Regions from separate parts of the Homo sapiens genome. Here region 1 is linked to region 2. A link is a contact called in ENCODE Hi-C data. All regions are on one chromosome and are shown on one strand. The core of a region is the stretch at or near the end of the contact, and the rest is flanking DNA. Distances in the headings are between cores, read along the strand shown. Region 1 has its middle 46 kb from the start of DRAM1-AS1. Region 2 holds the start of ACTR6 (actin related protein 6).

Evidence for each region. Hi-C counts contacts between places; a loop is a spot of excess contacts on that map. Pooled maps may share reads with other maps.
Region 1: a loop to region 2 is called in a pooled map, with 3 times the contacts of the local background. The contact joins the enhancer-like site here to the promoter of ACTR6 in region 2. A Hi-C loop is called at or near these places in 2 of 50 pooled maps.

What each region holds. Positions count from the first base shown.
Region 1 is chr12:102,008,465-102,012,817 of GRCh38, forward strand. No RefSeq gene overlaps it. Among named protein-coding and RNA genes, the nearest start is that of DRAM1-AS1, 46 kb to the left of the region's middle. Within about 2 kb of position 1,892, at least 5 of the 41 ENCODE cell types and tissues checked have a DNase peak (open chromatin) inside an H3K27ac peak, as active enhancers do.
Region 2 is chr12:100,199,157-100,203,033 of GRCh38, forward strand. It overlaps ACTR6 (actin related protein 6), which reads left to right and starts at 1,659. Exons shown (of 11, transcript NM_022496.5): 1 at 1,659-1,763. The coding sequence starts at 1,696. RefSeq lists a silencer at 603-962 and enhancers at 1,455-1,749, 1,723-1,922, 2,767-3,454, 3,455-3,877, 3,772-3,831.

The DNA.
Region 1 (4,353 bases), core at 642-3,141, 1.8 Mb after region 2:
CCTATCATTTATTTCCCATATCATTTACATCTCTTAACACTAATGCCTATTCTTCAACCTACTTGTATGATCTCATGCAGAATCTTCAATGGTCAACTGTATCAGTTATTTATTGCTACAATTATGTGGTAACAACCAAGAACAATAAAAAACTGTAAGATAATCAACAGTGAGCATTTATTATTCACATCCACAGCCAGCTGAGAATTGGCTAGGTAGGTCTTCCAATCTTGGCTGGTCTTGCTCATGTCTTGGGTTGGCTGATATATGAATGGAACAACTCATCTCTGCTCCATGCATCTTTCATCGTCATTAGACTATCCAAGTCAAGTTCTTATGTCAATAACAGAGCCACAAGAGAAGGCAAGACCAACCAAGTATTTGTCAAGCCTCTGCTTGGATCACATTTGTTAATATTCCATTGGCTAAGTTCAGAATCCAAAGTTAAGGCCAAATGCTCTACTCAGAGGGGGAGGGCAATGCAAATATATAGCAAAAGGCATGCAATAGGGAGAAAGTGAATAATTGAAGCTACTTTTGCAATATTATCTCACTAGCTGACAGCAAACAGTGGACCTTGTTGATGCATGGACAAGCTTGATATATATTGGTGTAGGCAAAAATGGCTTGCTGCCACACTGCTGCCTCTGACAGAGGTGGCTCTAACAATTAGTGGTGAGGAAAATAATCTTCCTGATGGACAGAGCTTCAAACAGTACACTTTGTCATGATGTTGCTGAAGAAGCACATGGCCTGAGTTAAATACTACAGACTTTTGATCTTGGTAACTGGTTTGGCTGGTCAGGGATAAGAAGGGAGCAATATTGGAAGATTAGAGAAAGTGAGATTTAAGGATGAAGAATGTGGACAAAACTATGGGAATGTGTCCAAAGTGTGGAGATTTTTGTAGGATGAAATGCCAGAAAGAAAACACTCACCTGAGGAGGCAAAAATTAGGTGGACAAGATGATTTCTCCAGTAGATGTCAGCCAGCCTTGTCCTTGATTGCCCCAGGTTATACAATGAGCCCACAAATGGAGTAATCGTGGCAGCAGAGATGCCGGCTATGCTTGGGCCCAACAGCTTGGGCTTCCACACTAATGCTCATCTAGTGATGAGCTAGATGAGCTAGGATTCAGCTACTGCTGAATACCCTATTTGTCGGCAGCAGAGACCAATGATTTGGTACTATTCCTTGAAGAGGTTAACCAGTCACTTGGGAGCAATTTATTTGCATTAAATTCCTTCCACCCTGGAAGAGGAGTAATTCTTTCTTATTGTAATTAATTACTACTCTTAATAGGGGCTTTCCTTTCCTTCCAGCAGCACCTCTGCCAGCATTACCCTCTGATAGCCTACAGGATGTCTATTACCAACATGGTATCTCGCATTACACTGCCTCAGATCTTGGGATTATTTTGTAGTAAATGACTAACAACAGGCGCATGAATTGTTGGATCCACTTGTCTTACCGCATACAGCATCATCCAGAAGAAATCAATCAAATAGAACAATGAAATGGTCTATTATAGGCTCATTGTAGTCACCATCTCAGAGATGACATTCTGCAAGGTTGAAGTGCTAATCTCTAGGATGTGGTAAAAGCACTACAAAAATGGCTAGCATATGATGCCATGTCCTCAGCTGCCAGGATTCACAGATCCAGGAACCAAGAGAAAAGAAATAGGAATGATCCTTCTCCACCATTCTCAGTGACATTCTTTTGTAATTGTGCTTCCCATCCCTGCCGCCTCAGACTTTCCTGGAAGTCCCAGTTCCCAGATGGGGTAGGGGGAAGGAACTAGCACACTTCCATGGGGGAGCACAGTAAGGATTCCACTAAGCTGAATCTACTGCTGCCAATCGGTCCCTTGGGACTGCTCATGTCTGTGGGACAAAAATAGGAAGTAATATGTTAACATGAGGAGCTAGGGTTGTGATTACAAAATGAAACAGGAAGAATGTGTCTAGAACGCAGGTGGTTCACTGGGGCATGTCGTGGTGCTTCAGTGCCTGGTAAGAAACAGCAAACAGATGACTGTGATAATCATAGCCTAAACAGGGCAAAGCAATCAAAGCCCTAGAAAACTTAAAGGATGAAGGTCTGGGTCACTATGCTTGACAACCAGCCTAGACCAGCGGAATTTCTGATATAGAGCAGGAGAAATGTAAAATGGGTGGTGGAAGAAGATGATAAGTACCAGTTTTGGCCTTGCGTTCAGTCATAGTGACAGTAATTGTGGCTTGTCTCACTAATCTTCATGTGTAGATTTTAGAAAGACTGTGGCTGGCCATCACCTTGTGTTATCCCACAGACAAAAGACAAAGTAGACTTAACATGGGACTCAATCAGTTCTGAATTGACTGCATTTGGGTAGACTGCAGCAAATATCTCTTTTGCACATTCCCTCGTCCACTTCCGGTATCAGTCACAGCTACATGGATAGTTCTAGGTGAGTAAGCTTGGACTTGTCCTTTCTGCTTGTGAAATCCCACTGCAAGCCGAAGCCATGTATCTTTCTGCTTCCTGTTCCAAGTCTTTCTTCAACACTGGGGTGCTGCTTTTCCACACAGAAGCACAGCCCAGAAGTGCAGGGATAATTAATGCCCCTGGAGGCAACTCAACTAACGGGGGATGGAAATTGCTTAATTAATGTTCCCAGTTTTATTAGGTGGAAAATTTTGGGAGGCATTCTGAAAGCTTCTCAGAGGGTCTTGGAGCACTCAAACCCCAACTGGCAATCTTGATAACATACTTCTTAAATTTTTTATTATTTTTGAGAGAGTCTCACTCTATCACCCAGGCTGGAGTGCAGTGGTTCCATCTGGGCTCACTGCAATCTCCACCTCCTGGGTTCAAGTGAGTCTCCTGCCTCAGCCTCCCAGTAGCTGGGAGTACAGGTGCATGCCACCACGCCCGGCTAAATTTTGTATTTTTAGTAGACACAGGGTTTCACCATGTTGGCCAGGCTGGTCTCAAACTCCTGACCTCAAGTGATCCACCTACCTCAGCATCCCGAAGTGCTGGGATTACAGGTATGAGCTACCTCACCTGGCCGATAATAAACTTTTAAGTGGTTTTCTCCCTTTTCCTCTCCCTGTTTTTTTACTTCTGTTTTCTGGGATCACCTTGTGAATGACCTGTATACACCCAAGTCCTTTTCTCAGGCTCTACTTGCAGGTGAACTAAACTAAAATGGGCACAATTAGTTAAATGCATTTATATATTTTTCACATAAGTACTTTAGGAATTTTCTAGACTGTGTGTAAATAACTATGAATAATAATTATTTATTTGCAAGGTGAGGTGAGAACATTTTAATCCTGCACACATTTTTTTTTGTTTAGGTAATACAGGAGTTGATGGCAACGATGGTTACTCATTATGAACCACACTGAAACGACCTTCAATTCAATTTCCATCTGCTAATAAATATAGTCAAGTGCTGCATAATGTTTTGGTCAACATCCCCTAAGATTATAAAACCATATTTGACTGCACCTTTTCTACATTTAGATACACAAATACCACTGTGTTACAACTGCCTACAGTATTCAGTACAGTGACATGCTGTGCAGGTTTGTAGCCTAGAAGCAATAGGTTTGTGTAAGTACACTTGTTATGAAATCCACAATGTTTGTACAATAAAACCGCCTAATGACGCATTTCTCAGAACATATCCCTGTTGTTAATCAATGCATGACTGCATAAGAATATCTGACTTAAAAAACACATGAACTAATGGCCAAGTGGTGAAAGGCTGCATATGCTAAAAAATACTACCAAAAAGTTCCATACCCATAACATATGTGATATGTAAGTTTTAAGTTGTCAAAGAAATTTCAACCCAGTATTACTTTCTACCAGAAATGTCTTTAACAACTCATGATATGAATCCATATACTTTTCATGCTAAAATATTCACAAAAATTGAATAATTCACTTAGCCAAATTCACTGTTTTTTTTTTTTTTTTGCATTGGGTCTACTATTGATCACTAAACTCACACTGACTTCATTTAAAATTGCTCATTGCATCTCTTTTTATTTTTAAGACAGAGTTTCACTCTTGTCGCCATGGCTGGAGTGCAATGACGCAATCTCAGCTCACTGAAACCTTTACCTTCTGGGTTCAAGTGATTCTCCTGCCTCAGCTTCCCGAGTAGCTGGGATTACAGGCACCTGCCACTACGCCCAGCTAATTTTTGTCACCACGCCCAGCTACTTTTTGTATTTTTAGTAGAGATGGAGGTTTCACCATGTTGGCCAGGCTGGTCTTGAACTCCTGACCTCAGGTTATCCACTCGCCTCGGCCTCCCAAAGTGCTGGGATTACAGGCGTGAGCCACCGTGC
Region 2 (3,877 bases), core at 409-2,908:
GAGGCCCCTGGGGCAGAAGCCTACGGTTATGAATGCTTGGGAGGGCTGCACCGGACATCCACGGGATGCTGGGGGTGAGAAGACACTAGAGAGGGGTCAGAGGGAAGGAGCAGAGGGAGATAATGGGTCAAAGTGTCTGAGGAAGGAGACTGGGCTGGGTAGCCCCAGCCACCCGGGCCTAAGCCCAGGTGGAGGGGAGGAGATAGGAACGAGGACGGGATGTGGAGAAGTGGGGAAAGGCAGGCCGACGTTGGCAGGGTGCGAGGAGGCCTTGGAGAAAGGAGGGTGGATGGGGCAGGCCCCCAGGGGAGGCAAGGAGCGCCGACAGAAGGGCCCAGGCGCTTGCAGGGCGCGAGTTCCCACCTCAAGCACCGTGGCGGCTCCCGCGCTGCGCACCTGGAAGTGCGCAGGCTGCTCCGCCGCCTCGTCGGCGCGCTGGTAGCTGAAGCAGGCTTCTGCTATGTCCAGGTGGCCGAGGGGCAGCGGGTCGTGGGGGTTCTTGAAGTAGCAGAGGCAGCAGCGGCGCCCGTCCAACACGAACCGACGGCTGCGGTAGCCACGCAGTCGCGCTGGTTCCCGCGCGGTACCCGCCCCGGGCTCTGCAGCCTCCCCATCGCCGTCGCTGCCCTCCTCTGCCCGGGTTCCGGCCCCGGTATGGCTGCCTGCGCGCCAACCGTTTGTTCCCCGGCCCCCGCGCCTTCGCGCTGCGGCTGCTGCGCTCCCTGCCCCCGCGGTGCCCCCTTCCCGCCGCCCCGCTCCTCTCTCAGGCGCTCAAAGTGGCCTGGAATTTGTAGAACGCCCCCCTCCAAGCCCGTTGGCAGTTGTCCTAGCCCGCTGGCCCTTGCCCCCGCCCGCTGGCCGTTGCCCCCGCGACGCCCCGGAAGCCAGGTCCTGCCTCCCGCACCTGCCAAGTCCCCGCCCTGCCGGAGTCTCGCTCTGTCGCCCAGGCTGGAGTGTAGTGGAGCCATCTCGGCTCACTGCAACCTCCGCCTCCCCGGTTCAAGCAATTCTCCCGCCTCAGCCTCCCGAGTACTTGGGATTACAGGCGCCCGCCACCTCGCCCGGCTACTTTTTGTATTTTTAATAGAGACGGGGTTTCGCCGTGTTGGTCAGGCTGGTCTCAAGCTCCTGACCTCAAGTGATCTGCTTGCCTTGGTCTCCTAAAGTGCTGGGATTACAGGCGTGAGCCACCGCGTCCGGCCCAAAAGCCTTTTTTGGATGAGAAAGACTCACTCAGCTTCGTCCTGAAGAGCAAGTGGGCTGGGGAAGAGGAGAGTATGAATGTGAGTCCAAGAGCAAGTTTTGCACTTTTTTCTTCAAAGAATGTCACCGTCTGAAGAATGCGATTGGAAGACACACACACACACACACACACACACACACACGCAGCCGGTTCTCTACAGGATTAGAAAAAACTTGCGCGAATTAATCTGCGTAGTTAAAAACAAATACGAAATGAGCGAGAAAGCACATAGTAGTCAAATCTCGCCACCACATAAACAGGTTAAGTTTGGAAGCACAGCCCCTAACATTCGGTGCTGCTTAGCATCTCCGACTTCCGGCGTCCTCCGTTGCTAAGGTGACCAGAGGCGCGTCCTAACGCTCCGCCCAACAAACCATAGAGTACCGGAAAAAGCTCGAGCAGAGGGGTCGGAAAGGGAAAACAACTACGGCTGCGGTGTGGTTGGTGGTGAGATGACGACCTTAGTGCTGGATAATGGAGCTTACAACGCCAAAATCGGTTACAGCCATGAAAATGTGTCGTAAGTACTTTCTTTCTCCGAGGGACAAGATATATACGCCTAGTGGTTTCATGTGCTACGTTTCATCTCCGGACATCAATGAACTGCAGACACCCCCGCGCGGCCCTGACTTAGCCAGAGGGATTCCCTGGTTGGAGCTGGGTGGGTGATTGTGATGCTTTGAATTGAAATTGATTTTGGTTTTAGTTTTGGGCTGCGAGGCCCCGGAAGTGGGATATATGTTTTATTTCGTAACAGGAAATAGCCAAAGAAAATAGGCTTATAGAGATGCGTTCCTGACAGAAGGGTCCGTAAAGTTCATCAGCCTTTGGAAACTATGGGCACGGTGTTTGGGTGTATGCGGATTTTCCTGGGTACAAGATTATAGGTTTCATTAGATTCTCAAAGGGTTCTATGACCCTCCAAAAGTCTAAAAATCACGGTCTTAGGATCTAGAGGCTTTGAAGACTTTGGCCTACTGGCCGACCTAGTTGGTAAGGTCAATTAAACAGAAGTACTGTTAATACAATGGCATTCATAACATGTATAGTCATAAAATATATGTTTGAATAAATAAGCAAACCTAAAGACACGCCTTTCCTTTATCAAATTAACAGAGCATTAAAAAAAATTCTTTCCTTCCTCCCTCCTTTCCTTCTTTTTCATTTCTTTTGAAACAGAAATGAAAGAGGGAAATCAAACTGAGTAGGAATGTAAATTGTTACAATCTTTCTGGAAAACGTTTTGGCAATGTGTATCATTATCATTGTCACCGAGGCTGGAGTGCCGTGGTGCGATCTCAGCTCACTGCAGCCTGAATTCAAGTGATTCTCCCGCCTCAGCCTCCAGAGTAGCTGGGATTATAGGCGTGCACCACCACTCCCAGCGAATTTTTTGTATTTTTGTTAGAGACGGGGTTTCATCATGTTGGCCAGGCCGGTCTCGAGCCCCTGGCCTCAAGCAGTCTACCCGCGTTGGCCTCCCAAAGTGCTGGTATTAGGGGCGTGAGCCCTACACCCAGCTGACAAAGCAATTTTTTTTTTTTTTTTTGGAGAGGGAGTCTGGCTCTCTTGTCCAGGCTGGAGTGCAGTGGCACGATCTCGGCTCGCTGCAACCTCTGCCTCCCGGGTTCAAGCCATTCTCATGCCTCAGCCTCCCAAGTAGCTGGGACTACAGTTGCGCACCACCACGCCTGGCTAAGTTTTGTATTTTTAGTAGAGACGGGGGTTTCACCATTTTGGCCATGCTGGTCTGGAATTCCTGACCTCGTGATCTGCCTGCTTCAGCCTCCTAAAGTGCTGGGATTACAGGTGTGAGCCACCGCACCGGGCCATGACACAGCAATTCTGTTATTACCTAGAGAATTAATTAGAAGTGCTTTGTATTATTCATAGTCATCGTATACAGGCAGCCAAAAAATGGGAAGGAAGCTAAATAATCAGGAATAGCATATTGGCTAAATACACCAAAATACAACCTGAGACTGATAACAAATTCAAGCTTCTTAAAATTATGTCTTCAAAGAACATTTAAACATGTAGAGAAAATGCTGACAGTATTATAAGTGAAATAAGCAGGTGTAAAACATTTTTTTACAGTATTATCCCAGTGTCATCTCGTATACACATACAGACACATTTGTATGCATACATGTGTGTATAATTAATAATGGCTCTAGTTTGTCTTCCAAACCAGATTGTAAGCTCATGGCAAGCAGCAAGAGGCCCAGGTGGGTGGATCACGAGGTTAGGAGATCCAGAGCATCATGGCTAACACGGCGAAACCCTGTCTCTACTAAAAATACAAAAATTAGCCGGGCGTAGTGGCAGGCGCCTGTAGTCCCAGCTACCTGGGAGGCTGAGGCGGGAGAATGGCGTGGGCCTGGGAGGCGGAGCTTGCAGTGAGCCGAGATCACGCCACTGCACTCCAGCCTGGGGCGACAAAGCGAGACTCGGTCTCAAAAAAAAAAAAAAAAAGTTGCTACTTCTGTACCCTGTAGCAGCAGCAGTCTCCAACCTTTTTGGCACCAAGGACTGGTTTCGTGGAAGACAATTTTAACGTGTGGTTGGGGGTATGAGTGTGGGCGATGGTTTTGAAATGAAACTATTCTCAGGTATTAGATTCTCACAAAAAAA